Regions from separate parts of the Mus musculus genome. Here regions 2, 3, 4 and 5 are each linked to region 1. A link is a loop called in an ENCODE intact Hi-C map of the cell type or tissue named here. Cell type or tissue: heart. All regions are shown on one strand. Links, peaks and the distances in the headings refer to the core of each region. The heading gives the core; the rest is flanking DNA. Region 1 has its middle 80 kb from the start of Gm12511. Region 2 has its middle 110 kb from the start of Gm12519. Region 3 overlaps Gm12506 (a long non-coding RNA gene). Region 4 has its middle 47 kb from the start of Gm42291. Region 5 has its middle 160 kb from the start of Gm12511.

Region 1 (6,506 bases), core at 574-5,573:
TCCCAAATGATCTCCCCTGTTTCCTTAGGTGGGTTTAGATCTCAGTTCCATTTTTTTTCAAAGTTCAACTGAACTGGCATTTCCTGTGGCCTAAAAATGTCTTCAATTAAAGGCGAGGGAAAAAATGTATTTTTTTTAATCCTCATCAAACCAAAAAAAAAAAATGGCTGAAGGGATTTTATTCAAACTTTTCCCCAAAATTCACCTTTTGCCAAGACCCAGCATGGAAAATTTCAGCCCCAAAGGATCACTCGTTGGCAAGTTACCCGAGCTAATGAAAACAGAGAGGCATAAAGAGAGTCTGTGTGTAGCTCTAACGATAGTGGCCACTGGAGCCCACATTGTACGAGAAGAAGGGCCTCATTCAATGACCCCCTTTTATGTCGTTTTTTTTATCTTCAATATGGATGAGTCTTGGATTTGGAGTGGTCACAAACAAAAAGCACTTACTTTATGAATATAACGTGGGCAGTGGCATTATTTCAGTGGCTTTCCATAGTCCCGACTGACTTTTGGAATAGACTTATTGTAAATGAAGAGATAAGGCTTGCTTCACGCAATGTTGATCCATTCATCCATTCATGCATTTGCATACTCCTTCATTCACTTGCTCATTCGTTTGCTCATCGACTTCTTAAGTGTTTACTGAGCGTCACAATGTGTGGGGCACTTTAATCCAAGTGGGGTGTACTGTGGTAGGCAAATCGAGGTGGTTTCTGCATTCGTGAGTTTATGGGAAAGAAGAAGGAAGTCAAAAAACATCTGTGGCAAATTCTGTGGGGCAGCAGATGAGGTGCTGAGACACTGAAAGTCAGAGTGATGGTCACCAGGGGCCTATACTGATCGATAAGGAGGGCAGTGAAGGGCTAATGCGTTGTGTGCATCCATTATCAATATTAAGTGAGTGGCCACTGTCCCCATACTGACCAGGCCAGTCACTATTTCTGTCCTCAGATATTCTCAGGCCAGAGGAAAAGCAGCTAGGTAGGCTTGATTGATGTCATAGTCATTAGCTACATTCGATGCAAATAGGGAAGATGGCTGATGGTCCAGAGGTTGGCTTCTGTAAGGAGTAACCATTTCAACAGACATTTGTGTCAGCGATGTAGGGTAACTGAGAAGAGGGTGTGCCATGTCTGCCTGTGAGGTACTTGTAGTCCAGTTGTGTGTTCAAGCTTCTCTCTCTGAGACCTGGGGCCTTGAGAGACAAAGCCTTTTCTTCTTCAGGACTCAGCCTCATGGAACCAAGGAGGTGCCTAGGGAAGGGTGGGTGCTTCTCTGACATCTCAGCTTTTTGGAATTTAGCCTAGTAGTTAAGAACACAGCTTCTGGAAGTAAGCTGTCTGGGTTCAAATGCTGTGCTCAGACTTTCATATTGTGGCACTTTCTGTACACTCACAGCGGGGACAATGGCATCTACCTTCCAGGGATATGGTAATGTGACTATCACTAGTCACTAAAGCTTTGACCAGACCACACATTTCTGATGTACCTCGGTTGATCTGCTGTACCTGGCTTCCCTCATCCCTTCTATCCATTCAGTCTAATTATTATGGGTCAAGAACAGCAATTGTCAGTCAGTGTGCTGGGAGCTGCAGAATCAGCCAAGTCACATCTATCCTTGGAGTCTCCTCCTCTGAGGTGGTTAAATCTCAGTCTTTCTTAGGGAATACTTCTTTGCCTCGTCCACCCGGACAAATAGATATTTGTCATCCCTGTAATACCAAAAAGTGGAGAGGGAGGGAAGGAGGGAGGGAGGGAGGGAGGGTGTCCGTTCCTTTTCCTCATAACATTTGGCTTTTTAGGAGAGTCACTGTGCCAGAAATTTTGGAATATCTTGTTACTTTAGACAACGGAAGACAGGGAGACTTCTCATTTTTAATTGGGAGTAAAAACTTGTGTATGGAGCAGAGGTGAGGTTTCCACAGGTCAGAGAACTCACCTCTGCTGGGCTGGATTGGAGCTGAGGAGGAGGGGCAGCAGAACTGAGTTGGCTTCCTTCCACGAAGTGAGAAATCGCCACGGCATGGATGATGCAACTGAACGGAGATGGTGCAGAAAGTCCTATCAGCACATTGACTCACCTCGCCCAGCCTCAGTTTCCCTTTGTGTAAAAATAAGAGGTCCGAAATTCTTGTACAGGGCACTAGGTTTACCCGAGGGCATGAGCAGGAGAATGCCAGCTGCAGACAGATTCACAGGGAGGGAGGGTGCTTGTGGGATATGAGGGCTTCCACATCTAGGCACAAGGAATATTCCTCCTTTTCTGTTTTCTGGGTCCCTGCATAGCTGGCGGCCCCAGTGAAGGGCTGTAGGGGGCAGCCTGAGTGTTCTGGCTGGGGGTGGGGTAGGGTGGGGTGGGGTGGGCAACAGCTGGACAAGTTACTGGGAAATCATATTATTTCAGACTACTAGGTATTCTAGGGGCGTAGTGATGATGGTGGATCTTTTCTGTTTTATTTGATGAAGTTGGCCTTGATAAATGCTGCTGCTTTGTTTTTTCGCTCTCCCACATGTTTGTAAATCTTCGAAACACGCAGTTCCAGTATAAAAGGGAGGTGTAGAAGGGACTTGATTTGAGCCTGGCTGGAGGCATGCAGCTTTTGGAGTGGCAGCTTGTTGTCACCTTCCCCTGAGACAAAGGCTGTATTAACCTTGGGAGCATCAGGCTTCTTGGCCACTTTCTCTGAGGCCATCCTGATGTGCATTTTCCTTTCTCATCTCTAGGGAGGCAGCACACAGAACGCAAGGCCGCCGAGGATGGAGAGGGTAGGGCTCTGCGAGGTGCCTCTCCAAGGCCTGGGTCCCCAGGTCAAGGGCAAGATGTGCGGTGCAGGCACTCCCGAGCTGGCTGGCGCAGCAGCTAGGATGCTGCGCAGAGCGCTGCTGGCGGCGTCGGGAACTGACCAGGCCGCGTGTGAGCGCCGGGATTCCTGCTCCGGCCTTAAATATGCCGGTTATTTTTATCCCCCTACGTCAGGCCAGCGAAGGCCATCCCACCAGTGGCCGCGGCAGGCTGCTACACAATGTTTCCCTTCAGTCGGGAGGGGAAATGGAGGGAGGCCAGACTTCCTGATCACATGGTGCTGAAGTCAATGAAAAAAAATGAAGGGGGACCCCTCCCTTGCGCTGGGGTGCGCGGGCCAGGGCCCCCCACCCACCCCCTCGGGCCGCGCGGCCAGGGAAGCGCAGGCTCGCGGGCGGGCGCGGGGCCAGGCGCAGGACCGGGCAAACATAAACACCAGATCGGGGCAGTAATTGGCGGCTCCGAGATCGCTGAGGAAATGAGAGGCTTGTACGAAACATCAGCCGACAAGAAACGGGGTGATGTCAGACAGCCTTCCAGGATTAGAAACCCTTAAAAGCTCCGAGCCCGCGGCGGCTGCGGAAAAGCGCTTTCGGTCCTGGCTCTGCGGGTAGGAAGCCCGCGGACTGCGGACGACTCCGGGCTCCTCTCTTCCTCGCTCTCTTCTCCTCTCTTCCCCCCCCCCCCCCCCCACCCGCTCTAGTCTCTTCTCCTTGAATTCCCTTTTTGATTTTGAACTAAAAAGAAGGGGAAAGACGTCAATTTCCATGTCTAAAGCATCTCGCCTCCCCTCCTCCCTCCTTGTATCCTGTTACTACTTTTGGACTAACAGATCCTACTCAAATCAAGCAGGAGGGGGATAAATAAAAGTTTAGCTCTGTTGTCCGAGTCTCTTCGGTTTCTTCTTACATTCTCTTAGAACTGCGAGTTGCAATACTTAGCACACACAACAGGGGTTTTCTAGCTGCTTCTCTGCTCTCCAGTCTTGAGGGCAGCTTAGCTAACAGTCAGTGGCAGGTTGTTCCCTAACCCACAGGAGCCTCCTGTGACCTTACGGTAGAAGCTGAGCCTCATTTGTTCATTGCCTGCATACATCAAAAAAAGCGCCACTTTTCCAGGCGTTTCTCTTTCAGTGTTTACCTGGATTAAAGGGGGTGTGGATGTTTGGAAAGGGCTCGAGCCCCTGCAAGGAGAGGCACCCAAGGCACCCTTTTCAAAGGATGATTTATGTTTGGGTTTTCTCAGATAGGGGCGCAAAGAGTCCGTTCCCTGTCTCTGTGACAGGTGAGCTCCGCACCTGGCTCCTAGCTTTGGGATATTTCAGCAGCTTCACACAGCACTGTCACTTACTCTCCTTTAAGGCAGGTTTGCTCACCTTTCTTCCAGAGACCCAGGAAAGGGTCACAGCTGGGCCAAGTTTGTACAACCTCAGAAGAAGAATGGGGCTAATTCCAAAGACATAGGTTTAACTCATTGCTGTCCACTCATTGTACTCCCCTGCAACACTGTTGAATCTTTTGATAGTTCCCTCCCATGGTTGACAGTCACTTGAGCCAAGTATATCATCCAGTTATACCACCTGCTGGGTGGCAGATAAAAGGCTGTTTTCCAGCTGTTCTCCACACATCTGTCTTTGGTGACTGGGTGCTCTGAAAAAAATCACACGAGGAGGCCTCGTTTTCTAGTACACCCCGGTTGTCCTAGGTTAGATACTGATGTCTCCTTTCCTTCACTTCAGAGTCTTGGGGTCTTGATGGCCTGTTCTTGCCCCCTGTCCCATCACTTCTCTCCCCAGCTAGTGCACATGGTCTGGGGCTTGTGGAGGGGCTGGTGGAGGGACGACAGAAGTATTTCAGGTTCTGAGTTGTGTTATGGCAGGAGATAGCATTATGTCTTCTTCAGGCAGATTGTCCTCTGACGGTGTCTGCCCTCATCCCAATACCCAGAGGCTGAGTTCCTACCTCTCGGCCTTCTCACTTAGCTCTACACTTTCTCAGGGAAGTTACTTTTTGGCTCCAAGTGAGTCTCAGTTTCAACGGGGCTGAGACAGAGTGTGCTCGAAGGATGCTGTGCACGTCAGCTAGGACAAGGCATGTAAAGGACTTAGTGAGCCCAGATCCTATCACTAACCTTAGACTGAAGAAGCCCATTGTGGTGCCTTTAACTAGTACTCTGCACACATGGCCTTACGGGGCAAAAATCTGGAGAGATTCTCCTTCACTCCCCTCCCTTTATTCCTCCCCCCTCCCCTCCACCAATCCCCCCTTTCCCCTCCCCTCTCCTCCCACTGGGTAGATGTGGACACTCAGGGTCTGAGAGGTTAGATGGATGCTGAAGATCACACAGCTAAGTAGGGAAAATATCTCATTTGCCATCTCGTTAGGAAAGCCAGCGGGTCAACCCGGCCTTCTGAAACGTAAGAAATGAAAAGTGCTAGACTCCGACAATGCAGGCATAATTTAGAATAATGCCTTTGCTCATGATTCCAGGCAAGCTGAAGTCAGGGCTTTCAGGATCCAGAGGGTGAGAAGGTTGTCCATTCTCTTTCAAACATACTTTGTCCACAGTGGTCAAGACATGGAAAGGCTGGGTACATGCTAACATCACATAGGGTGGGAATGAGCATCCAGGCTGCAGCCAGGCAGGGGTCCTTTTCTCTGGTTCTTCCTGTTGCTCCACTATGGGATTTTCTCTTTCCTGACCCCACTTGGGGAGGGAGGAGTACACAGGTGCACTGAGACCAGCCCACTGAGTTCGAATGCTGTGGGGTCTGCACTCACAGCAGATAGAATTTGATCCTTGCAGCAATAATGTTTCTTAGACAGCTACCTCCCACATTGTTACTGCCTCTACATCATGCATCACTGAAAATCCTATTGTTGTTGCTTTCTGTCCACACAGTAGCACCCAGGGAAAGCCCTTAGCTTCCTTTGATACATTAGCTCTGGGCTAATTGGACCTAATCATGGCCAAACCACTCTGGGTTTCCATGTATTCATTTGCAAAATAAGCTAAGCTAAGGGTATGCCTTGCCTCCTTAATCTGGGCTGGTGTCAGTCAGAGGGGTCTGTGGGTATAAGTGAGAGGAGGGCTTATGCTGTCATAACCACGTAGAACTCATTATCATGACCCTTACTGACCTTGGGCAGGCTATACACAGCCTGTTTTTACACAATGTCTATGTGTAAGTTCGTGAACCTGGGTGTAGGTGCCCATGAAGGCCAGAAGAGGACGTTGGATGACCTAGGGCAGGAGTTACAGATAGTGTGAGCTGCCTAAGGCCGGGGCTGGAAATGGAACCTGGGTCCTTTGCCAGGACATTATGTACCCTTCAAGTGATATGCCTTGTAGTCACAATTTAAGGATTTTGAGATAAAACTATCCTAAATTATCCAGTGGATACTGAAACCCAATGACAAGGAACACACAGAAGAGACACACAAGCAGCAGAGCAGGTAGACGTAGAGGTGGAGACGAGATGGGAGGGAGGGAACACACTGGAACCCCAGAGGCCAGAAAGAGCAAGGTAAGGTCTTTTCTATATGTACGATGGTTGGTTTGTGGGGTTTTCTCTTTCTCTTTCTTTTTTTTATCATCTCTTCCTCTTTTCTCCTTCCCTCCCTTTCTTTCTTCCTCTGTGCCCTCCCTCCCTCCCTCCCTCCCTCCCTCCCTCCCTCCCTCCCTCCCTCCCTCCCTCCCT
Region 2 (6,506 bases), core at 833-5,832, 460 kb after region 1:
TGTTATCAGAAAATATAGTCTGCTGTTGTAGTGTCCAAGAAATTTGCTTAGCCTGGAACACATTGCTCAAATGAAAAGTCCAGGTGTAAAAGGTATAACAAGGAAATCTGCTCTTCCATGTTCCAGGCCGTATCCTGTATTCACTTCTTAGACTATGTGTTGCTCATGAGAGAGAATTTGATATATTCATAGTAATTGGACTTGGGCACCCAGAACAGTTGATTTTTAGTTTACCATCTGCCAATAATGAGAAGTATCCTCTTAAAGCCATCAGCAAACCTTCCTGAGGCTTGGTCCAACCACTTATTTGGAAACAGAACCAATGAGAAATATGGTGTCGGGTAAGCAAGAGAACGCAGTGATCTATAGAGTTTGAAGTGAGTAGTAAGGTGAGAAGGGGGCTGCTGCTGTCCTCGTGCTCTCATGGTTTCACAGGGAATCATCACAGCACTGTCCAAAGGTGAGATAAGCTCATCTATCACTCACCACAGCCTCAGCAGCCACAAAGTCTTCTGATGTGGCGTCCGGGGTCAGTTCTTCAGATATAAAGTTCCAATCTCATCAGCCTACCTCAAATTCACTAAACACTGATAGGCTGACAACAATAGTCAAAATCATAAAATATGTGTAAAGACAGAAGCCTTCTGGGAACAGCAATCTTATTTCTGCTTTCCCCAATACTTGTATGCCTAGTCATCACTCAGAGTAACTATAGTATGTCTTACCCACGTTTATCTAAAACGTGGGACTTTTATCCACCCAAACAAAGCCTTGATGAGACTAAAGCCAACACTCATGATTTCTTAACCTGTGTTCTATCCAGCAACAATGCCTGTTAGGCTGTGTCTAGATACATGTATTAGGTAAAGAAAGATTGGCTACTGTAAAAGCAATCCTCATGAAGTTGTAAGATGATTACAATCAAAATCTGTATCTTAGTCCCATTACTATCCTGGGTAATTTCAGCATTGCAGCTCTGTGGTTCCTCTGTGAATGACTGGCCTGGTGCCCTTCTTCTTTCCAGAGCATGAAAATCATAAAAGCCTTCTTATAGTTAAGTCTGGAAATGTCCTACAGTCCTCTGTCTATAGTAGCTTAGTTAACCCCTAGACACAGGGCTCTGAAGAGACCCTGAGGCAGGCTTTCCCTGTGGTTTCAGGAACAGACAATGGGATTCACCATCATCTAGCCAGATCCAGTCTGAGACACAAAACTGGTGAACCTCACATCAAATATCCCTTTTATTTTTGTTGGAGATAGGTCTCATATAGCCCAAGCTGGATATGCATTTGAGAATGACCTGGAACTTCTTATCCTCCTGCCTTCATTACGTGGGTGTTTGGGATCACAGGTGTGCATCGCCATATCTGATTTATGTGAAATTAAGAATCAAACTCAAAGCTGTGTGCATGGCAGATAATCATGCCACAAACTGAAAAAAACTCTTCAGCTAAATAATCCCCTTCTTGGCTTTTATAAGTTTATCCCTGGTTTAGGATACCACTGCTTAGACTGCCAAAAGGAATTCTGTTGAGACAGATGGAGCTGAACTTACCTACAGACTATTGTAACCTAGTGGTTAGATCCTAGATCTTTTAAAAAAAGATTTTTTTAATTTATTTTATGTATGAGTACACTGTCAATGTCTTCAGACCCACCAGAAGAGGACGTCTGATCTTACTACAGATGGTGTGAACCACCATGTGGTTGCAGGGAATTGAACTCAGGACCTTCTTAAGAGTAGCCAGTGTTCTTAACCACTGATCCATCTCTCCAGCCCCGATGTTACAACTTTTTAAACCCTTCCTTTTACAGATAATAGATTCTTTTAAAAAGAGTAGCTTCCTTTTATTCCGTGTTTTAAAGATTGTATCAGTCATCTTTCCTGCACTGTGACAAAATACTTGGAATAATCAATGTATAGAAAAGAAAGAAAGATTCATTTGAGTTTACCATCTCAGAGGTTTCACTCTGGGGATAGGTGGATCAGTTGCTTTGGAGCTAGGAGAGAGGCAGACCCTCAAGCCTAAGACCATGTGGTCAAACTAAGTTGGTAACTTCATGGCAGCTGGTTGAGAGCAAAGAAAGAGAGAGGAGGGCCCCAATAATGCCCTCAGGAAACTCCCAATGGCCTCACTTCCTTTCTAAGGTCCCAACTCCTAAAGATCACCGCAATAACACCTCTATCTGATGACCAAACCTTTAGCATATGGATCTTCCGACACTTAAAATTCAAGTGCCAGCAAGACTCCTGTCTCTAAAGTTTGGAACTGTCTGATGTTGCCCTCCATAGCTTAACACAATCTTCTGGTAGCCATCCCCTCTTTTGAAAGGCCTTTTGTTAGTCCACAGAGTACAGTAAATACTTTATCTGCATATGTCCCTTTCTTCTTGTACCCACTGCTATAACATCTTTAACATTTATTAGCCATTTAACATCTTTATTTTTCCTTTATTTTTAAGACAGACAAGAGATTGGACCGTGTCTTCAACGTACATTTCTTTATCCTTAGCAGCTAATACACTATCTACATTTTTAAATGCACAAGAGTATATTTATTTATTTTTCTAATTTTTCAGTCTGTTGGATGACAACCAGATGAGTGTTGAATAAGTGGAGAAGATACAGAGAGTTTATAGACGTCATCCATCCTGCTTTAGAATGCTCAGGGTGGCTTTGGAACTCAGAAGAAAGGAGAGAAAGTATGCATGTTTTATCCTATTGGTTCTCTGCCATGAGTTTCAGGATGAATCTTTTAGTTACCAATTGCTATTTTATAAATGAAAACACTTTAGGTCAAGGTCATGCTTTCAGTTAACAGAAGAACTGACATTCCAATGTAAACCTCTCAGATGTGCGCCAACGCTCTTTCCGCTCCTCCCAAGGCTAAGCTGCCTCCTTACTGATGAAGGCAACAGCAACAGCACCTCATCTTCTCGTCCAAGGCACTTCACAGCCAGCACCTCCTTGGTGCTGGCATGGCAGTTGTCTCATGGGGGATGCGTTGAGCCCTCTGCTTTGTGACAGAGCCAGCTGCAGAAAGCACAGCCAACAGCTTCCAATCAAAGGAAATCCTGCAAAAACAGCTTCAGCGATCTCCTGGGGACTCTCCCCTTCACAGACCCTGGCAATAAATAACACGCAAAAGCCATCTGCCCATTGCCAAGGTGGACTTCAAATGGGGTGGGGCAACAGTATTAGAACCTTCCACTTGGCATGTGCACTGTCAGCCCATTCCAGAAATTAGTTCACAGGGAGTAGATGAAGGGAATGCCCACTTCCCCAGCAGCTGACTCGTGGGAACTCTGAGCTTGAATTAGCAGGAGGAAAATGCAGCTTGCTAGCCTTCAAAGACCATTTTCCCAGCTAAGCCTTAGACGGCTGCTTTGACATGTGTTCAGAACTACTCCCAAACAAGCACAAACACAGCAGACTCCACTGATCAGGGCTGCAGAGCTGAAGGATGGAATCTCAAGCATGATCTGTGAGAACAGAAAGTCCCAGCACAGGCTCCACGCAAGCTACTTTAAGCTCCAGCCCTGCATCCTGTAGCCAAGGATGGGTGGCCCCGGAGCAGGAAACTCTTGGCAGCCTGCACTGCGTGCTTTGCCTGCTGACAAGAGCACACCCTGGCCTTGGTTATTGCCCTTATAAAACAGCTCGAGGAGAATGCAAGCCAAACGTTTTCAATGTGCCTGGAAGAAGAATGTTAACTATGATTGCGCAGTCGAACAGTACAGTACTGCAACAACACGCAGCGTTGCTCAGGGGAGGGGCCAGGAGATGTGGCTCAGGCTTCCTGTGGCTTCCCTGCCCTTCTCCTTCCTGCCCTCAACAGCAAAGCTTCCCCACCGCTGCCCTGACAAGGCCCTCACAGAAGAAACCAAGCATTGGGGATTTTTATGGCTGTAATTAAGAGTCAGAATCCTTTCCAGCTAGAAGCTAATAATCTCATTTGCGTTATTTTAATTTTTTATTTTAAAAAGTCTCTTTATTCTAATTAATTCACAAACAAAAACATCATGGAGCTGGTTTAAGGAAGTCAGTAAAACATTTGCTATATCCAAACTTTATACATCCAAATGAACCAATGCTAAAGCTATGGAGATTTTTTGGGGGGAGGGGGCTACACATTCGCTATTAACTACACATTCTGTTCATATTTGCAACTGTTTTTTCACTATTTGACAATGAGATCGTTTGTGATAAAAGAGAAGCAAAAATTAAAGGCTGTAGAGGTCTTCATGAAGGATGTTGCCTATTAACATTCACCCTGTAGAAGAAACCTGGTGTGGTGTATGCAGATTTCTCCACATTCATGGTCTGTTTCTACTAGGCTTTGTGGAGTATTTCCCCATATTTTAACAAATCTCTAAATTGGGGAATTGCCACCCACAAGCTGAAGAGAAACAAGTACCACAGGATATTCCTACCAGAACATATAACCCAGTCAGCCTGCTCCTCACTCAGGAGCCAGAACATGTTTATTGTACTAAAATCTCACTCAGATCACACACACACACACACACACACACACACACACACATCATCATCATCATCATCATCATCATCATCATCATCTCAGTTTTAGTTCTGGGTTATTTTTTCTAATAATTTTAATGAGATTTAAAGAGGGTAATAAAAGCATGTGTTTGTCCCTCTAAAAGAGAACAAAACATCATCTTGCCTTACTTCATGATGAAGTATCACAAGGGTTTCAACCAAAGGAAAAGGACAGGTGACATCACTGTTTCTTGTTTCTCTGAAAATTTGGACCATAAAATAGAATAAATTAAGAACTATGGGAACGGGCTGGAGAGATGGCTCAGAGGTTAAGAGCACTACTGAATGCTCTTCCAGAGGTCCTGAGTTCAATTCCCAGCAACCACATGGTGGCTCACAACCATCTGCAATGGGATCCGATGCCTTCTTCTAGTGTGTCTAAAGACAGCTACAGTATACTCACATACATTAAGTAAATAAATAAAGGATTTTAAAAGAGAACTATGGGAACAATAGGAAACTATTACTATTTGATGACTACTTAGATAAGAGTAACAGTTGTCAGCACTATTAGGAATCTGGCTTGAAGAAATGGCCCAAAAGTTAAAAGCTTATACTGCTCTTTCTGAGAACTGGGGTTCAGTTCCCAGAACCCACAGTGTGTAGCTACTTAAATGAAACTGTAGAAGATTCAAAGAGAAGTATATAAAATCCAGAGAAGTTTTAAATTCCTAGATGAGATGACCAGATAAGGAAGCAATCTTCCTAAAATAATGTATAAGTGTAAAGGTAACAAAATAGGATTTTTTTCTTACATTAGGAAAATTGTTTATCCTGAGAATGCTGAAGGAGTGAGCAAATAGGCAAGCCAATGTTTAAAACAATGGGTATGTGGAAGAATTTATCAGAAAAAATGCTATTTCACATTGTGATCGCCGATGGTATTGTTAGAAAACTGGGTACTTATACCAGTAGAACGAAACAGAACTTCTAAAGTTAGCCATAAACACCATAGAACTTCACAATAATACTGAAAAATAGGAAATTCAGTGTGGGGTCTGGATAGACATCTCCGTGGATAAGAGTGCATGGAGTTCTATAGAGGATCTGAGTTTAGTTTCCAGAACCCACATCAGGGGGCTCACAAACACCTAAAACCCCATCTCCAGAGGATCCAGACCTCCATGGGCACTGTATGCATGTGCACAGACCCATATTTTACACACACACACATACACACACACACACACACACACACACACACACACAATTAAAAAACAAGTATTTAAGGAAGCCCAAAGTAGAAAAGGTTCAACAGTGATCAAGTGATCTTGGCAAATGTGTCTAAAATTAATCATCAGACAGATAAAAATTGACTTGATCTTCATCTTGTTTATTGATAAATTCAAATTCCATATGCTTTATATGACATCAAACATAATTATTATTAAAAGATTCAAAATGTAGTTAATGTCTCAATTACCTTAAAATTAGAATGTAACTTTTAAATATAAAATAAGTGGGAAATGAAAAATAATGACTCATTAATCACAAAACTTAGATTTAAAAAAATAAACAATATGTGGGCTAGTTCAGTTTGACTCAGGGTAGAATCATTTGGGAAGAAGGAATCTCAACTGAAAAAATAAGCCCCACAGGACTGACCTGTGGGCAAGCCTGTGGTATATTTCCTTGCTTGATAACTGACATAGGAGGACCCAGCCCACTATGGGTGGTGCCACCCCTAGGCTGCAGATGTGGTTTGGACTGCTATCAGAAAGCAGTGTGAATATCAAGCCAATAGAAGCACCATCTATGGCCTCTGATTTATTCCTGCCTACAGGTTTCTGCCCTGGACAGGTATGGTAGCTTCTATTGTGTAATACATGTGTATCACTTGTATACTTCATGAAAACTCTTTAACAGCAACTAAGCTTAACCTTAAGATAACAATGCATTAGCCCATTTTAACCCACTGCTAAGGTGCACAGTGAAATTGGTT
Region 3 (6,506 bases), core at 617-5,616, 46 kb before region 1:
ATTAAATACTAGGCCTAATGCATGCCAGACAACTCTCCACCACTGAGTTATCTCTGCAGTCTTCTGTTTTGATATTTTAGGCAGGGTCTCACTAAGGTGCCTTAGTTGGTCTTGAACTCATTGTGAGATTCAGGCTAGCCTTGAACTTGGCATTTCCATGACTCAGTCTCCAGAGCAGCTGCATTTACAGCCTTGCACCACTGTGTCTGGCTTAGCTGACCTTGATTCTCTATTTTCATCTGCCTCACTGAGTAGTCCATATTGATCTTGGGTCTTGGATCCCTCACCTCTATCTCCCAGGTTCTGGGGTTACAGACATGAGCCAACATGACTGCTTTTATGAAGTGCTGACAACCGAGACCCAGGGTCTTATTGCTTGCTAGGCAAATACTTTACCAGCTTCTGAGTTATATCCCAGCCTGGGAAACTTCAGATAATGTCCCTTCTGACACTATATGGTGACCATAACTGAGTCACTGCCCCCTCTGGAGACCACAGCTTCTTCATGTTAAAACTTAGCTACGTTCCCGCTCCCAAGGCTGTTGAGTGTGTCAAGGTGAGTAGAAAGCTTCTAGACCACATATATGCTTGGAAAGGCCAGCCAAGGAGGCTAGCCTCCAGCCTCTTAAGTGTTCTGCAGGATGGGTTCCTGTGAAGTCGCTTCCCCAGGGGCTTCACCCTGGACTGCCAGCATCTGGGATGCAGCCTGTGCTAGCTGTGGAGGTAGAGAAAGCTTTTGAGAAACCAGAAGGACTTTGAGGCTAAAGCGAAGAGGGATGGGAAGTGGTGAGGATTGAGTCTGAGAGGCATCTGGGGCCCGGTATTCACAGTACATGAGAAGAAGTTTCTTTGTCTTTCATTCGAGGACACCAAGAAGCTTGGCGGGATGTCATGAATGATGTTAGCTGAAGCTAACAGTGCATGCTTATTAGATGGCATACATTTCTCCAGTAACTTGCAATGCACCTGGCAATAAGGACTGGGTAGCTGCCATTTCCATTCTTATTTTGTAGACGAGGAAGCTAAAGTTCAGAGATGTCAATCCACGTCTCCAGGGCCACACAGGTCATTTGGGGGCTGACCTAGACTTCGAATCCAGGCTGTCTGAGCCTAGGGAAAACTGCCTAAATTTACAACTTTCTCCCCTCTGGTTGGAGCTGGAAGATGATCAGCTTGTTTGATTTGTCAGTTCCATAGGTGGGGTGGGGCAGGGGTGGGGGCTGAATATGGGCTTAGGCAGAGTTGAGAGGCTTTATGGCACTAGAATGAACAGCTGTGTGGATTCATTCATTCAGTAACTACTTAATGGGTGTCCATGTGCCAGGTCCAGAAATAGCCAGGCTGGCTTGAGAGTGCTCTGGAGAGGTCTGGGTTTTTGAGGGGTGGGGGCTGGTGGTAAGAATCAAGAATGACCTCACTACATAGGGAGAGCTGTTTCTACACTCAGTGCATAGCCTACACCACTGCTTTAGGGCAGAAAGGAAGATTGCTGGAAGGTTCCATCTCACAAGTGGGATGCCAGGACACCTGCAGCCAAGGTTTCCTGCAGGCCCCTTCTGGCTGCCATGGCCTCCCCTTTGGCTGAGTATGAGGTCTGCCTTGGCTTTGATTCCCCATTAATTACCCTTGGAGGTAATCTTCTAAATGCCAGTAATGACCACATGTTAATTTCCTTCTCTCCTGCTGTCTCGCTTCTCCCCGCTTTAATGGGCCATGCAAGCTTGTTGGGCTGTTTACCAAAGCAGACCGGTTAAAGACGTAAATAAATGAATTTCTCTTGTCTGAAGGATCTAGAGGTGGAATTAATGTGAGAGGAGTAATTTACAGGTGAATAATTACTTGGATTCCCCCAGCAGAGAGACCCGTTCAGCTTCTCTAATTATTTACCTTCCCCCAATTTTCTTTGCTTTGAACTGGGTAGCATGGAGGTGTACGGGGGTGGCATGGGGAGCCAGAGATCTTATTTTGGATTCCCCCCTCGATTGTGAAATATCTCTTGGGGAGGGGCCTCATTAGGATGCAAAGCTGGCCATCCGAACACTCTGTGCACAGCTTCATTTGGATGCCTTTGCGTGTACTTGGAGGGAGATGCTATTGCCAGCCCTATTTATGGATGGAGAAGCTGAGGTTCTATTGGGCGACACCATTCTCCACAGACTCCTCATGGAAGAAGGCTGTGACTCAAGCCAGCTTCCTGACTCTCCCTGGCTCTAAGCTGTCCATAGAGCATCTTCACCTGCCTGCTTGCTGTCTGGCATCTACAGTTGGTGAATTCTTTTAAACATACCATGCAGCACAACTCCCTTCTGCGAGAAGCCCCAGTACTCTCTGCCAACAACCTGCTGTCTTTCCCTTTAGGCTGGTGGCCGCGCCCCTTCCTTACGCAGCTCATTTTCCATTTTAAGATTTCCTGTTTGAACTAAAGGGCAAAGATCTAGATGTATCAGACTGGAGCCAAGCTTCTGTGTGTATAAAGGGGAGCTCTGGCCCCTGCCCTCTGTTTGTCCACTGGCTTATCGATGGAGCCCAAGTCCCAAGTTCAGAGGCTCCAGTTCCTTCCCGATTTGCTGGGTAAAGTCCAGCCCTTCCGTGCGGGCGGCCAGGGCGGGTGGCCAGCCTGGAGCCAGTGGTCATTTATGGCTGGACAGGGCTTCCGTCCTGCCTGGTAATCCATTGGCTACAGCTAACAGACAGCTGGACAACTGAAGGACAGGGGTACTAAGGACACCCCATTTTTTTTCTTTTTTTTTTTTCTTTTTCAGCTTAGTGCTAAGCCGGGGAATGAGACCAACAAGGCCAGTGCTGTTGAGGGCTGCTTGAAGCTACAGGTCTTTCAGGGCCCAGATGGCTTTCCTGGCCTACCGTGCACTCCCGCTAAAACTAGGAGCTCCGCAGCCATGGCCTTTCCCAGAGAGACACTTAACTGGTGCCATTTTTATGAGGGATAATAAGACCGATATCATTGCTGGTATGTTGGTTCCAAGGTCCTTTCATCTCCTACGCCTCATCTGATGTAGAGGACAGTCAGGAGTCGTCTAGATGCTTATCATCATGGTGTTCCCGAGGAACCACCGGAGCCGGAATCGATGGCTTTCATTGAGCAGTCCTTTCATGAGTCAAGTCCCCATAATTCAAGTCCCCACAGGCTGAGGATCACGAGGTAACACTGGTGCAGCCCCCTCTTTGGATGAATTAAAAGGAAAGACCCCCCAAGCTCAGGAGAAGCTCCCAAGGGGCCTCTGTGTGTGCTGTATGGGCAGAAAGCGGAGGGGGCAGAGCATCCTGAGCCACTGCTTTCAAGAGGTTCCTTCCAAACCCTCTGAGGACCAGGAAAGGGCCGTAGCTCTCACAGGCACCTCGGGGAGATCCTTGTCTACCGGAGTCAACACATAGACTTACCTTAGATGCTCCTGCTATGTCCCGCCCCCATAAGACAGCAGGGCCTCCCAGTGGATGGTGTCCCTCTCCCTGGAAGGTATTTACCTGTTTGGTGACTAGCTTTGTGTCCTGGTCCTGAAAGGTAGCATGGCCCAAGACACTGGACGCTTTTTTTCTATGGAATGAACATCTTCCCTGTCCCTACACCTACCTCTCTCCTCTCTCCCACCACCCCCCCTCTCGTGAGCACACACACATATACACAAACACACACACACACACACACACACACACACACACACACACACACACACACACACACACATGGTGCCATTCTGTACCTCAGACCTATTAGATCAAAAGGCAAAATGAAGCTTCTAGAATAGTGTAAATTGCTAGCTGGGACTGACCTAAAGCAGAACTCTGGGTCTTATATGTGTGTGCTCCAGAGACCAGGAATTTGGTATGGGGAGACTCACATTCTGATCTTGCTAGTAATGCTTTCCAGTTTCAACTTTCCTTGTCATGTTCTGTGGCCAACGATGTAGGCCCCTGTGGCAGGCTCAGGTAGCCCCTTTCCTGCTTATTAATTGTTGGGTTTGGGAATGGGCACCGAGTCCCAAGGGAGAACGTCTCCATGTGGAGGGGACTCTTCTTTCCAGTGCGGAGGCTAGCTTCTGCCTGGGCTGTGTGGCTGATCCTTGTGATGACAAAGATGGCTGCTGGGCCAGGTGCTAGGCAACCTGGGCCAGGATGGGTGGTGGCTCTGTCCCCTCCAGGTCAGCTCCCCCATCTGTTCTGTGATGAGAATGATGTGATACCTGGAGCCCTGGGAGCCTGGGAATGAAAGGGGGTCTTAGGGCTTTCCTGAGCCGTGGTCAACCCTGGAGCTAGGTCTATGCTGAATCCTAGCTGGGTCTATCCCTCTCCCCTTCTCTGTCCACCCTTGACATTGCTGACTGGGGGTGTGGTCTGCAGCAGGAGGAGGCTCAGAGACTTGCTCAGAGCATTGCTGGGAAAGACTTGGAGGTCTATGCTGGTCCCTAGCCTATAGCTAATGTTCCTTCCTGGGGATGAAGATGCCCCTGGCCCAGCCTGTCCTGCTGCCAGCTCTCTGGCTTTGAGCTGTTCCCAGGGAGTCCTTTTCTCTGCTGCCTCATTCACCTCTGCTTCCTCTCAACATTATCTTTCTCTCTTCTGACTCTCTTGGGGTGAGGGTGGGGAGTGGCTGCTACAGCCCAAGGTGAGGTCAGTAAGGACAGGGGCTTCTAAACCCCTGACCTGCTGCAGCCCAGCACAGGGACTTGGGCCTCAGGTTTTTCATCTATGGAATAATTATTTCTTCCCAGGCTTGTGAAGATTCTATGAGATGATAACGTACTTCAAGCCCTGGGCAGTAGTGAACAAGACCATAGAATTAGCTAGGCATTGGGCATCATTCCAAGAATTCTTGGACCCTGGGTGTCAAGCACTGTTTAGTGTTCCCATTTTATAGGCAAGTAAGTCAAGACCTAGTGTCAGATCAGGATGGTGAATACAGCTATCTGGGTCTGGGCCAAGTTCTCCTGTCCTGTAGAGATGCCCTGCTGATTGGCTGTGTGTTCTGTGGGGTCAATTCTTCCTAACCGATTCACTTGCTTGCTAGCTATCTGCCTCTATGAAACTTTCCCTGAAGACACTGGAGGCAGTGCCCCTTCTCATCTTCCCCTGACACCCCACGCACATTTCAGCCTGGGGACCTGGTTCCATCTTCTAGCTCTGTGCCTGTGGAGAACGACAGAGCAACATCATATCAGGCATGAGAGAAAGCTGAAACTGTCTGAGGGCTCTTGGGAAGGAGCCTGTGACTTCTGAGACATGGAAAAGATTTTGGATAGATTTGCTGTAATACCTGCAGGTGATGGGAGGGGTTACGCCCATTTCACACACAGGGGAAGGGTGAAGAGGAAGGCTTGAACCTGGTACTTCTCATTCTGGACTGCCTGACCCTGGACTGGAAAACCTGCTGACTGCTTTCTCACACTGTTTTGTTTTGTTTTTTAAGGCAAGACATTACATATCCCAGGCTGGTCTCAAGCTTGTTGCATGGCTGAAGAGGACCTTGACTTTCGGATCTGCAAACTTCCACTTCTTAAGTGCTAGGATTATAGGTAGGCATCCCTACACCTAATTTATGTGGTGCTGGGGAGGAACCAGGGCCTCATGTGCTCTAGGCAAGCACATAGGTAAGCATATTACCAACTGAACTGCATCCCTGGCCCTGCCTTGTTATTTATTTATTTATTTATTTATTTAATTTTAGTTTTTATATTTTTATTTTTTATAGGATCTCACTCTGTAGCCCAGCATGCTTTTGAATCTGGGATGTTTTCTCTGCCCCAGTCTCCCATATGAAGAAGGCAGCCCTGAGACCTCCTCACATTTAACATTTTTACAACTGGAGGAGAGAGTGATGGAGGAGTCTCCAGGACATGATGGCCAGACGCCCCACATCTAGAATAGCAGCCTGCAAAGGAGGTTAGTATTTGTCCTGAGAATTGTGGGTGGCATGTGGGTGGCATGAAGCAGAAGGAAGGGGTTGTGGGCTCAGGAGAGAGATGCTGTGATGTGTTTCCAGTATACCCTGGCCCACTGCCCCCAAGAAGGCAACATCTTATGTCTCTCCTCATGGCAAGCCAAGGACCTCTGGGCAGAGAGCAGGGAGCACAGACAAGAGGGCTGAAGTGAGCGGCTGCATAGCCCAGCTCACCAGATCCAGGCTCAGTTAACCATGCCCTTCTTCACACTCAGAATCAGGGTTTGGGATGGTCTTGGGCTGAGGAAGAGGTGTTCTCTTCCTCAGTTTTCCTAAGTACTTCATCCTTCCCCAAGTCAGTGCCTGCTCCATCTAGGACAAGAAGCAAGCAAGCCAGGCGCCTAAACTTCTCAGGAAGGCATAGCTTTCTTCTTGGCACTTGAACTAAAGAGAGGGGGTGAGGGTGGGGGTGGGGAAGGGAATGTCTGCTTAGCCTAGGACAGAGGTGAGAGAGGAAGGGAGACACGGTTGAAGTTCATATGCTCAGTTCAATACACTGGCCTTGGGGAGAAGAAAGATGCAGAGTCAACTTACTCATCTGAGGGTGACTTGT
Region 4 (6,506 bases), core at 780-5,779, 710 kb after region 1:
CAGACCTCAAGACCAACTCTCAAGTATTGCTGGCCTTCACGAATTCATCTTACTGCCAACACTTTCCATGTTTTCAGAAACTTCCTCCCAGAGGCTCCAAAACCCTCCCAAAACAGCATCAACAGCTCAGAAACAAATATTCAAACTCACAAGACTGTGAGGGACATTTTACACTCAAAACCTTACTCTGGGCATTGGGTGTATAAAAAGTTTGTATCACTTTTAATAACAGCACAAAGAAGTGGCGATGAGAATAGGAATTGAGGTTTTACATAGCATTAAAATTTAAGTATTGATCTGTTTTAAATGATGATCCTATTGATTGTAATCCCAAAGCCCAATGCTAAAAAGAACTCTAAATTCTACACATTTATGTATAATTGCATATGTGCACTTACACAACACAGGATCGAGTGATACACTCAGAAATGTTTATTCTACCAAAAATTCAATAACAGTGTAACACAAGAACTATGAAGAAAATGGGTGATCAGAAAACAAATAGATTGCAAAGGTAAGTCCTAACTTACCAATTATATCACATAGAAATGAACTAACTACACCAACTAAAGGTTAGAAACTGTGAGGACCAGTTTTTCACGATCTGACCACATAGTGTCTACAAGAAACACATTTCTATAGGTTCAAAGTATTTTTAAATAATTTGAAAAAAACAGACATATAGTATGTAAATACTAGCAAAAATCTAGGTTGGCTTTGCTAATAACAAAATAGACAGTCAAAATTATTAATAGAAACAAAAAGATGTTATATAATGTAAGTATTATACCATATAAGTAACTGATGTTATATAACATAAGTATCAGTCCATCAGTGTTCCATTAGTCAGGTACAGTAACTATAAACATACGTACTTATAATGATAAGGCTGAAAATAAAGCAAACAAAAGCTTACAGAGCTAAAGAGCAACTCAGTGTAACTGGTAAGTTTCACCATCACCTTTCCAGTGATGCAGAAACTGGGGCAGAAGAAGGATGTAGAAATGTAGAACTTTATAGACACCACCTATATCTACGGGCCTGAGCGACTATTCCTCCCCAAAGCATCAGAGTCATGTTGTTCAGGCTGAAAACATGGCTCAGGAGACCACAGCACTTGCTACTCTTGCAGATGACCCCTGTTTGTTTCCTAGCACCTACATGGTAGCTCCCAACTGTCTGGAACATCAATTCCAAGGGATCCAATGCAGTCTGCTTAATGCACACATGCATATATACATACACACATAATTAAAAATAAATAAATCTGTTTAAAAAATAAATATTTTCCTCCAAAACTTAAAAAATTCTCAGAAAGGACTATATTTCTAACCATAAAACAAGTACATAAAGACATTTAAAAGGGCTAAAATCATCCAAAGTATGTTTTCTGAATTCATCAGAATAATCTCAGAAATGGGTAAGAGGAAAAATCAGAAATGTGAGGAAATTAAACAAAATATCAGAGGGTTAAAAAGAAATGAAAGGATACACCTAGAAAATACTTTAAGATGAAAGATATTCACCATATCAAAGCTTATGCAACAGAACTTAGGCCTTGCTTAGAGGGAAAGTCACAGATGAAGTCACCTATACTGGAGGTTCCTTCCGAGGGATAGAGAAAAACGTGAGCAAGAAGCGTTGAGCAGAAACAAATGCAAAAGAAAATATAAAATTAGAAAACAAATTAATGGGATTAAAGTTGTTTTGCTGTAAAGCTAACAACATTGACAAACCTTTAACTGGACGGACCAATAGAAAAGAGCGTCGCCCTGTCCCGGTGGCCATCTGTTACTGATCCAAGTCAGGAAGAAAATCATCTTTGCTTATAATATCCATCAGACCTAAGACACATCGGATGCAACTTCTCCTTCTGTGGGGCACTATGGAAATGCATATGCTTTCTTCTAATAGTATTCAAGAATAATCACGTTGCATACTAGTGTACATAGTCTTGTCACCAAAGTAGTGGGTGTCTATGGATCATCTGGTGCCTTTACAAAGGGTAAATTTGTAAGGAAAACACAGCTGTGTCATAGAGATGGCTATGTTGTGTGGAAGAAACTTTTAGTAATGATTTATATCTTTTCCCTCACACTGTGGTTAATATGAAGTCGTTAATTAAATTGTAAAGCCAAGTCAGTTGATAGGCGGAGGTAGGTTAACAGCACAAGTGACTGAGGAGTGGGAAAGCACAGATTGATAAGGTCTTTATCTTCTCTTTTGAGAGAATCCTTTAGAATGTGCAGCATAGAGGGAAGAGAAGTGCTGGGTAAATATATCAGGCTTGTATTCCTAGGAACTGGTTATGTCCCAACACTATGTAAGGACTAAATCTGGCTTTTAGTATCTATATAAGAGTATTCAGGAAATAATTCACATATTCAGGGCTCATAAGTCAAAGTATTAGACAAAGAGTAATGGCAGGATAAGGGCAAGGAATATAGAGCGGCTTTAACAGAGGACGATCACTTCTCTACGGAAGTGAGACATGTGGCAGAGTGCAAAGCTGAGAGGGTCTTTACTTAACGCACAGTCCTCCTGCTGCGTAGTGAGGCTTCAAGTTCAGCGTGCTCTCTGTCCTGCTAAGTGGCTCCTTCCAATACCACAGATAAAGGCTAGAAGAAAGAGCAAAGTCAACTGCTATATCCCAGTTTGAACTTGATGACTTCTGGCCCTGAGAAATGTTTCCCTCCAAAGATCTTCGAGTTTCCGAGCTGGCACTAGCCAAACGCAGAGTTATGTCTAGTGCCACCTAGTGAAATGAATGAATACTTAGCTTTTACAAACCAGAACTAAGAAAAGGCTAAAAGCATAAATCAATAAACATAAAAGAAGGGAAAAATATAACTGGAGCGAGGGAATGCCTCACCCATTATTTCAGTAATGGGATCTATGGTTCAGCTAATGGAAGGGATCTTTATATTTAAACAGTTCTTCATGAAATTACTATCCCAAAGTCTTGGTTGGCTTTTAGGAGAGAAAGACATCTGAGTTAGAAGAACTAAGTGTTAGTTTTGAAGGTGGGAGTTGGAGCCCACTAATGGAGAAGAGGGGAATGTGAAATTGTGTATTCTTTTTTGCCCAGTCCCATTCAAGGGTACTGAGCTGAGCATGTTCACTTCTGTCAATTTCTTACTTGGTAATTTTGTATTGTTCACTCGTAACTGACAGCATTAGAATATGTTGACCCTCGATATCAACAATACACTCTGTGTCAACTTCTGGATCTCACATTCATATGCATGCACTCGCACATACACACATACAACACAAATACAAATATAGATATATAGATTACACACACACACACACACACATACACACACAAGCATGATTGCCAGTACATACACAAAGATAGCAAATGACTCAACCTCACTTTCAAAGCAGTTCAAGGTACTCTGTCTTTGAACAAGCAATTGAAAATACCTGCAGAACCTTGAGAAGATAGATGCCAGGGGTCAAGTTTGAGGCAGAGCTGCTACTGACCAGGCTGGCTGCAGAAAAGGGACCTGAGGACATCAGAGTCAAGCTGGCTTGACCCTCACAGTGGGGAGGGGGTTGAGCAGGGGAGACTCTGGGCTGTCTCCTGCTCAAAGTTAAAATGATGCTGGTAGCATATTCTTTAGCTGTTGGAATAATTTTCTCATCACTTCTCACATTCCTTGCTATCGCTCCCTTATGGATGAGGCCTGTAACCTTATTTCAAAGCTCCCATTCTCTCTGAGACAACTCTAAGACCTCAGAATGTGTTGTAACAGACACTGGATGAGATTATTCCCATGAGTCCAAACCGATGTTTCAAAGAGTAAACTGGCTGACCACCTGCTTTATTTGCTGTTTCCTCATCCCTAAGGAATGAGCCTCCCCTCTGGCTACCTGACCTACAAGGTTGGATGAAGGGAGCCAAAAAGCTATTTCTCTATACTGATGCCCCAGGAGCTAACTCCAGCTGGATTCGTAACCTGCAAATTGTACATTGGTGATGCCTATGTACTCAAGCCAGAAGGATCTGATGTAGCTGAATGCCACGCCTGAATGAGAACTTGCCATCTCATCCTGAAAACTGGCAAGCTGGGTATGTAAACGCAGAGATGAGTTATCCATCCCACTTTTGAAATACTCTCATTCTGTAGCAACTATGGCTAGAAAAGTACAATTGTTATCAAGAGATAAGACTAGAGGAGAACTATTTATTAATTCTAAAGAGGTATTCACAGCTGGGCTGGGGAGATAGCTCAGCTAATAACGTGCTTGCATTCTAAGTAGGAGGAGCTCAGCTCAATATCTTGGATCCATATTAAAAATACAGTCATGCATATGACTCCCACTTGTAATCTCAGCTCTCAAAGGGTAAAGATAGGAGGATACCTGAAGCTTACTGGTCTCCTTGGTAAGTTCCAGGACAGTGATTGACAGCTCTCTGGAGAGAAGAGCCTGAGAAATGACAGCTCAGGCTGTTGTCTTGCCTCCACACACATGCACACATATGCATGTATAGGCACGTGTAAAAGGGCACAGAGAGGTGGGAAGTAATGTCCTTGAAAGATGACTGATTCCAAGTGTCCCATGTTCATATAGATAAAAGAGTGTGTCACTAGGGATCCTTTGCAAGGCAGAAGACACACACCGATGAGCCAATGAAAACCGTAAACACGCAGAGCTTAGGTACAGTTTGCATCCGTGGTCAGCAGTCAACGCTGGAAAGTATCATTTGAAATTAAAATTTGTGACATCTGGGGAGCCAAACAAACAGGACAAAGAACAAACCGTGTCAGCATTCCTGCCTAGCAACCATCAGCAGAGCCAAGAGTGGCTATTCCCCAGCTGGACACATACACTGTGGTTTATCATCATCCTCGCTCTCCATGCTGTAACTCCATGCCCATTTGATCCCCTTGCTGGCGATGTTTACGTCTGGACTCCTATGTAAAAGTGACACTGGCCCGGGGAAAGTCCCTAGACACAACAGACTGAAAGTCACTCAGGCCCCAGGGCTCCCTTGGCCCTGGCTCTGCTCTAAGAGATGGAGATGTCTCTTGCAGTCAAGAGCACACTCAACTCACTTATACACTGAAAAACTGAGCTGCCTTGGAGGTGAGACAGGAGTCTGTGGTCGAGGACATTTATTTCTGAACTTAACGACGTGGGCAGCCACAAGTCTGCCCACAGTATCAATTTTTCATAAAGAAAGGAGAAAATCTATTGAGTCAAATGTTCCAAGAGTGCCTGGTCGAGCGCAGTGTATTTATAGCTTGAATATACAGACATGAATGCCCCGTTCAGTGGAGAGAAGTAATAAGAGATACTATTCTTGAACACATGTTGTGTGTTCTCTTTCCATTCTTGTCATCACTCAGAATGGTCTTATACTGACAAATGAGGAATTCAAGGCTCAGAGAGGTAAATCAACAGAGGGCAAGTCACACAGCTTGTTGCTTAACAGAACTAGTATTCAGGGGCTGGGAAGATAATTCCATTGCTAAAGGACTTACAACACAAGGCTAGGGACTTGAGAACATATCCAGTGTCCACTTCTGACCTACACACATGCACACACACACACACATGCATACATATTCATGCTCACAGACATGCACAAACACACACATATGGACACTCGCACACATGCTCACATATACACATGCATGCACAAACACACATACATACACATGCTCACAGACATGCACAAACACATACATACACATGTACACTCGCACACATGCTCACATGCACATACACACACATGCACATGTACACTCGCACACATGCTCACACGCACACACACACACACACACACACACACTTGTTCAGTTCCCTATCTAACTGCAAACCCATGCTTCCCAGAGAATGCTGTGCAGGGATTTTGTAATAAATCCTTCAGTACAATTTTTTAAAGATTATTTCCCTTGAGTCCCATCACAAGCTTATGAGCTGGAGGACTCGTTGACATACCTTACAGATGAAAATTCACAGCATGAAAAGTGTAAGTCATAGTTTAATAATCAGCAACTAAGCACTAGTGTTCTGCTTCCCACACTTATAATTCAATCTCCACCCCTCTCCATCAGACAAAAAGCCTACTTGGAGCTGAGACTGTGTCTTTCACTTTGGTTGCTTTAATGTTAAGGAACTCCAGTGTCTTCATATTACAGAGGAGATGTGCATTCATTTTAAAGACAGGTTTCTTTATTTGAAAATAGGACTACTACAAGAATCAGAAAAATGTTTTAGATACTCATTAAAATACCCAGGCTCCTTTTAAGGTTCCCAGTAAACGTGCTCTATAACTGAACTCTCGCTGTAATTACAGAGACAGACTTAGTCTTTTGTGGCAAAGGCAGTTGACAAGGAAAAATAGATCTGAATAAAATACTTTTTTTGTTTTTCAAAATAGCACAACCTAGTTTAGGATCAATGGTGGCTGCCAAAGTAGAGCCGCAAACTGGAATTTTAAAAATGATTTTAATGGTAGGGGAGAGAGCTGTGGTTTCAACAGATTGAAT
Region 5 (6,506 bases), core at 475-5,474, 81 kb after region 1:
AGCCTTCCCATTGAGAACTCAGCTCAATTCTGTGACTGTCTCGAATCTGCAAAGCATGCTGGTGTCTGTAGTGAGGTCATCTCTTTAATGTCTTGGTAATGTAAGCATCATCGAGGCTTATTATGACTGTTTCCAAGATAATGGATGTCCTGGTGGACATGCTGTGATTGGCAGGGAAAATATCACCAGAGTCTAGGCGAGAACCCAGAAATCTGAACTCCGTCCTCAGGGTGATGGTCGTGTTCCCAGAGCAATAACTAACAGAGCCTTCTCAGGTTTACCCAAGCACAGCTCTAACGAGATTCTCAGAGTTTCTTCTCTTTTCTCAGTAAAGGTCATCTTTGCATAAAAGACCTGGAAGCAAATATTCCAATGAAAGAAAAAACTCCCCCGTAAAAAGGAGTTCGTGCACAATCAAAACGGTTTAGAACCAAGACAGGACTGCTAGTTTTCAGTGCCGTACTTTTCTGGCATGTGCTATAATTAATACAGATGTTGAACATTATACATAATCTGCATATTAGTGACCCACTGCACAATTTATATGGTAATGTCATTAATTGCACATTACCTAGGTTGCTGAATGAACATTACATAGGTTTTTTTAATGGATGTAGTTATTATAATTGAAGTCAATTATATTGCTTCTTGTGCATATCAAGTCAGTAGTGTGTGGCTGGACCTTACAGGGTCCCTGCCAAAAGAAACAGGTGTTTGTTGTGAGGACAACTTATGGGTTGGAGCAAGGGTAAGGGAAAGGGTGAACCATGGCCAGAAATGACTGGCCTGGCTGAGCCCTCTGTAAGGGCTGGGATAGTGCTACAGAGGGCAAGGCGAATGGGCATTGTCTGCTCTGAGGCAGGATCTACTTGCCCTTTTGCTGTGGGCTTAGGAGAGGGTGCAGGCTGAGCTGAAAGCCAGCACCACCCACGCTGTAACAGAACACTTTTCTCCAGGCTGACCCAAAGCTAGATGGTGGTTGCATCACTTCCTCTGGTGTTGTGGAAGCCACATGACTCTGGCATCTGGTTTGCCAGGGATGAAAGGGAGCCCTGCCTGCCCACGATGCTGGCACACAAGACCCTGGGTCCTGTGTGTCTTCTTTTAATATTCCGTTTCCCTAGCAAATGGGGTAAAGTTGCTGTAGTAGCTACTGCTGTTGCTGATGCTGAAGTTGCCTAGTGCTCAAACTCTCTGGAAGGACAACCCAAAGAACAACCCGAAGGCTGGAGAATGAAGAGGAGTTAAGGCTGTGACTCTTCTTGGTAGTCAGCTCTCTGTCACTGTGACATAAATACCCAAAGTAGTCAACTTATAAAAGGGAAACGTTTGTTTTTGTTCCTGGTTTCAATCCCTGGTCTTGTTGGTCCAGAATTTGATAGTGTTGGAATAGCAGTACATCACTGTGGTCATAAATGGGCAGGTCTCAAATCTCTCCTTCAATGACCTCCTTTCCTTCCACAAGTTTCTATGTCCTCAGCATCCTATGATCTCCCAGTTGCAGCACAGAATGCGGACCAAGTATCAGATACATAGGTCTCTGGGGACATTCATTCCAAACTACAGCATCTTTTTGTTAGATAAGGACATCTGAATGCCATGCTCGCCTGCTGTGAGTGTTGCTACCTTCTTTAAACTTCATGAAAGAGCAGGCAGGGGTTTTTTGTTTTGTTTTGAATTGACAGAGACTCTAAAGAGATTGTTTTTTAAACCCAGTGATGTACCCTCAGACATGCACACATACATGAATGCACACACATGCACACAGCACTGGTATACATGACAGACAGGTCCTCTTAGCTAATGTGATGCTAAGATTCCAGAGAGCTTGGAAATTTACTCAGTAATACCCAAATAATACCCATACATATGCATGAATGTTCTCTGTGTTTGGTCTCTGTCTCTGTCTCTATCTGCCTCTGCCTCTGCCTCTGCCTCTGCCTCTGCCTCTGCCTCTGCCTCTGTCTCTGTCTCTGTCTCTGTCTCTGTCTCTGTCTCTGTCTCTGTCTCTGTCTCTGTCTCTGTCTCTGTCTCTTCTCACAGTGTTAGTGGAAGGTAAGATGAGATTTTGAACTCCATTTGATTGAGGCTGATTATCACATTCAGGTCATCTAGGCCACTGTGTCGCAGTTTTATGGCTTTATTTTGGAAGGTCACTCTGGAAGCTCAGGCTGAAATAAATGACAAAGGGCAAAGTTCACACACACACACACACACACACACACACACACACACACACACACCAGATTCAAGTGACTAGGAAAGAAGGAAAAAGAATGCTCTTTTACAAATTTTCCTTTTTTTCAATTTTTTATTGGATATTTTCTTCATCTACATTTCAAATGCTATCCCAAAAGTCCCCTATAACCCCCCCGCCCGCCCTGCTCCCCTACCCACCCACTCCCACTTCTTGGTCCTGGCATTCCCCTGTACTGGGGCATATAAAGTTTGCAAGACTAAGGGGCCCCTCTTCCCAATGATGGCCGAAAAGGGGGAGCCTGATTTTCCTGGGAACCTGTGATGTATGGACTAGCACGTCTTCTCTGCTTCTCTGTCCATTCACTCACCCACCACTCCTCTGCTAATGCCTGGCTGGCCAGGAATACACTTTCTATTTAGAAAGCAAAGGCAGCCAGCTTTGGGCCTGGGCCTGGAGACTGACTCACTGTTGTTGGGATGACACATTGCCTGCACACATTTCACAATTCTCTGAAACACCAGACTTATTTCTGTGAGTATGCAGAGGCCCACTTCACCATCCACCTAAGGCCACACACAAAGGCTGTGCTATTTTTCTTCCCTGGGGCCTAAATGGATGGCAGGACTTCCTATGCCTGAAACATCACCCTCGTTTGGAAGGAGAGAAACACCGGCCAAGAATTGCAACGTTTTTTAACCAGAGTCTGGCTAGCTTTCAATAGCTGCACGCCAAAGCTATACCAGACAGAGAAATGGCTATGAATGGGGTAGGGGTTGGACTGAGGCTTAAAAACAAGGCAGAAAAAAATACAGATAACAGAGAAGAAAAGAGAGGAGAGGAGAGGAGAGGAGAGGAGAGGAGAGGAGAGGAGAGGAGAGGAGAGGAGACAGAATGAGATAGTACATAGGAAGTAAAAGAGGAAATTTAAATAGAGAAAGGTTGCACAGAAATGATTGAAGAATTGGAGCAGAGGGCGAGAGTTCCAGGCTGTGATCATTTCTTCATGTGCCTTTCCCTCCATTTTTGGGTGAGCACTCTTAATCCCCATTACTAAGAAGCAAGAACAGGGGACCAGGAAGTTACAATCTAATGTCTCAGGTGGAAGGGAAGACATTTTTGTTTATTAAACAAACAAACAAACAAATATACATACATACAAGCAAACAACAACCTCATATTGTCGACCAGGCAGACCCAGCACTCACTAAGTAGCCCAGGCTGGTATGGTACTACTTATGGTAGTCTTCCTGCTTGACCTATTGATTTCTGGGATAACAAGTATGCGAAGCCAGCTCGCTCTACATCAGTGTGAGGGGCTTGGACAGTCTTCCACAGTCTTTCTGGAATCTGAAAGCCTAAAGGATACTCTTGTTGACCAGAGAGCTAGCTGGGAAGGCCGAGAATCTGGATGGCCAGTGACAGTGGCCTCTGAGGAGTTGTTTATGCACTTAGACATTAAGTGCCTAAGACTTGAAGGGCCGGCCCCATATTCAAAGCCCTGGATTCAGAACTATCTGGAAACTTCCTCCAGGGTAAACAAAAACAAGCACTTCAGCTCCCTTGCCAGGGCATCTCGCTCCAGAAAGGACGGGAAGGAAAGGAGAGTGATGCTGCTTGTTCCCCTGTGAAGGAAAGGTTACAACAACATTTTCTCTGGGCAGCTGTGAGGTCGGCAGGCAGACTTTTCTCTGGTAACCATCTCGATGTGTCTGTGTGGAAAGTACCTAAGAATGACTAAGCCCTGGCTGAGTTGATTCATTTGTCACTTCACTTGTGGGACTTTGGCCCTGTTCTAGAGGCCACAGAGTGTTTTCAGCACATCTGACCCAGGCCTCCATGTAGGGTGGCAGGTGAGAGAGAGCACAGACTTATAGGACTCTGTTTATAGGGAAGGACCCCAGGGAGGAGGGAGGGTTTGGGCTCACTGGAATCCTGTCAGGACTTCTAAGAAGTCTAAACTCCTAATCCCTGTCAGCAGAGGAGTCAGGAGTCTGTGCAAGTGGCCAGAGTTTGAACGGAAATGCTCATTCACGGAGCATCCAAGATAGGCTGGAAGTTTACTTAAAGTTGTCTCGTCCTTCCTCACGCTAATAGTGTGAGGCAAGTGTTGCTTTGCTTCCTCGTTGGAATGAAGCCTTCACAGGAAAAGAAGCCCAAAAGAGTTCACATCTCTAACTCAAGCTGGGGATGGGGTCAGGAGACTCTGGGGAGGCAGGGCTATCCACTAACACACAGGAGGGCCACAAAGAGATCAGCCTGATCAACGCAAGTGGAGTTATTCTTCTTAATAATCCAGTTCAAATGTAAACCCTTTTGTTGCAATTATATGCACAGGAAGAGGGACATATCACAGGTGTGTGGCTTGCTAGACTGTCACAAACCGAAGAGATCCCTGTAGTCACTGCCCAAACAGACACAGTTAGCATGTTTCCAAGATGACCGCCATCAGTTCTCAGTCTCTATGTACACATATCCCTTCCTCAAAGCAGTAGACTCTCTTTCTCTTCTTGATGCTGGACTGGCCTTACTGACTTCTCTAATGCAACACAATGTAGTGGAAGTGGTGCTTAAGCTAGGGCATAAGAAGATGGGATGCTACTTGGTGGGTTTCTTAGCAACTGTTTCCAGAAACACCTGGAGTCTACTAGCCCAGGGACTGCCTCATTAAAGGGCATGCACAGCCACGCTGTCCACAGTGTTGGTGGAGGCCAGCCTTCTGCAGATGACTGCTGAAGCACTGACTTTGTAAGGAGAGCTCTCTTGGACTATTGAGAGGCCTTGGTCAAAAACCACATGAAACACAAGAATTGCTTAGCCTAGCCCTGAGTCACAGATTCATGACAAACAATGAAATGACTGTTATGTTAAGACCCAAAATTTGGGCTAACTTATTAGACAGCATTATAACCACACATTTCAATGCATCATGGGGCACCTCAGTGATTCTTGCTAGCCATTGTGCCCTGTCCTGCAGTAAACATGCAGTTGGCTTCTCTGGTTCACTGTTATGTCTAGGACAGTTTTCTCTGATGTCACCCATAAAAGCACATTACCATTGTTCTCAGTGTGTAATACTGTGTGCTTCTATTTACTTATCCATTTTGTGATTGACAGTTAGTTGAGTTGCTGTTCTGAATGGTGTGGCTGTGACTATCTTAGTGTGTGCATTTCTGTTGAATACTGTCATAGTTAAAATCTGAAGTGTCTCCTACCAGCTCACAGGCTCAAAACCTTGGTCTCCAGCTGGTGGTATCCCTTTGGGAGGATGTGGAAAACCTAAGGAGTGGACCTACCTATTGGAAGTGCCTCACTAGAGACAGTGAGACTGGAAGCTAAAATCCACTTCTGGTTCTGACTCAAGCTTTCTACTTTCTTGTCTACCAAGATAGGAATAGGATATTCTGTGGACTTGTGCCACCAAGAACTGAACCACATGGGCAGTCAGCCATGCTTTCCCTGTCACAAGAGACAGTATCTCCTGAAATTGTGTGCAAAGATCAGTCGTTCCTCCTTTGAGTTGCTTCTTCCGTTTCCCTGCAACAGCTGGAAGAATAGTCACCAATACTAATATATACCCTAGTAGAGCGGTTGCTGGAGAATAAAGTGCTTTCGACTTTTGCACTGTTTTCTTTGTTTTCCAGCGCCATATTAATTTATGTTATTAACTGTGATTGACAGTTGCTCGACACCCCTCCAGAACTGAACTGTGCTGTCTCTCTGTCTTTTCATGTTTGAGAATTCTATCCAATTTGTTAACAAGAAAGAAATGGTCAGGCTGTCTACCTGCCAACAAGGCATTTGAAACATTCAAGCTAAAGACAGAAAACCAGTTCCTTCCACCCAGATGTGTTCCTTCCATAAAAAAGAAAAAAGAACACCACAACCGTTTGCTCACGTTCAAAGGGCTGGCTGCTGGCTCTGGCTTCCACTGTGTTATTCATCTGGAGAGTTTTTGTTTTGTAAGTCAGCTGAAGTTGTGGTAGAGGAAGCAATTGGGATTCTGAGTATTTTCTTCATTCTTGGACCGTGACTCATCTCTCAGTCAGAGAGTATTTGGAAGAAGGTGATTTGATTTATTTTAGGGCAATTAAAGGGTAGGGTCACAAAAACCTGCTCAAAGGGACTTGAAAACTCATCTCCAACACGCCCACCCCGTGACTCTCACATTTGTGTCTCCCAATTAGTGTGAAAAGTTACCTAGCAAACTGAACTTAAAATTATGAGGAAATAACCAGACATCAAAACACCCAAGATTATGGCGGTTCGTTTATAAGGTTATAAGCTTTGTTTAGCTTATGATGTTGGA

What was found. Peaks named below come from ENCODE experiments on the same cell type or tissue, not always from the same donor. Only the 100,000 strongest peaks of a DNase experiment are listed, where the experiment ranks them.
Region 2: it touches region 1 in a loop (5-fold over the local background); 6 of 42 quality-filtered maps call a loop at or near these places.
Region 3: it touches region 1 in a loop (2.0-fold over the local background); 4 of 42 quality-filtered maps call a loop at or near these places.
Region 4: a loop joins it to region 1, with 3 times the contacts of the local background. A loop is called at or near these places in 2 of 42 quality-filtered maps.
Region 5: a loop joins it to region 1, with 2.2 times the contacts of the local background. A loop is called at or near these places in 3 of 42 quality-filtered maps.

Annotation. Positions count from the first base shown.
Region 1 is chr4:55,648,293-55,654,798 of GRCm38, forward strand. No RefSeq gene overlaps it. Among named protein-coding and RNA genes, the nearest start is that of Gm12511, 80 kb to the left of the region's middle. In heart, for the core only: CTCF peaks have their summits at 2,898 and 3,755; DNase peaks (open chromatin) are centred at 2,179, 3,109 and 3,919; H3K4me3 peaks cover 1,756 bases; H3K27ac peaks cover 2,238 bases; H3K27me3 peaks cover 684 bases.
Region 2 is chr4:56,110,356-56,116,861 of GRCm38, forward strand. No RefSeq gene overlaps it. Among named protein-coding and RNA genes, the nearest start is that of Gm12519, 110 kb to the left of the region's middle. In heart, for the core only: a CTCF peak has its summit at 3,643; DNase peaks (open chromatin) are centred at 3,096 and 3,616; H3K4me3 peaks cover 452 bases; H3K27ac peaks cover 1,225 bases.
Region 3 is chr4:55,602,631-55,609,136 of GRCm38, forward strand. Gm12506 (a long non-coding RNA gene) reads left to right here. Exons shown (of 5, transcript XR_390585.4): 2 at 2,985-3,160; 3 at 5,423-5,528; 4 at 5,705-5,895. Among named protein-coding and RNA genes, the nearest start is that of Gm12511, 34 kb to the left of the region's middle. In heart, for the core only: no CTCF peak of the experiment used is centred there; a DNase peak (open chromatin) is centred at 2,521.
Region 4 is chr4:56,359,576-56,366,081 of GRCm38, forward strand. No RefSeq gene overlaps it. Among named protein-coding and RNA genes, the nearest start is that of Gm42291, 47 kb to the left of the region's middle. In heart, for the core only: a CTCF peak has its summit at 2,769 (motif pointing left); no DNase peak of the experiment used is centred there.
Region 5 is chr4:55,729,513-55,736,018 of GRCm38, forward strand. No RefSeq gene overlaps it. Among named protein-coding and RNA genes, the nearest start is that of Gm12511, 160 kb to the left of the region's middle. In heart, for the core only: no CTCF peak of the experiment used is centred there; DNase peaks (open chromatin) are centred at 969, 2,649 and 3,899.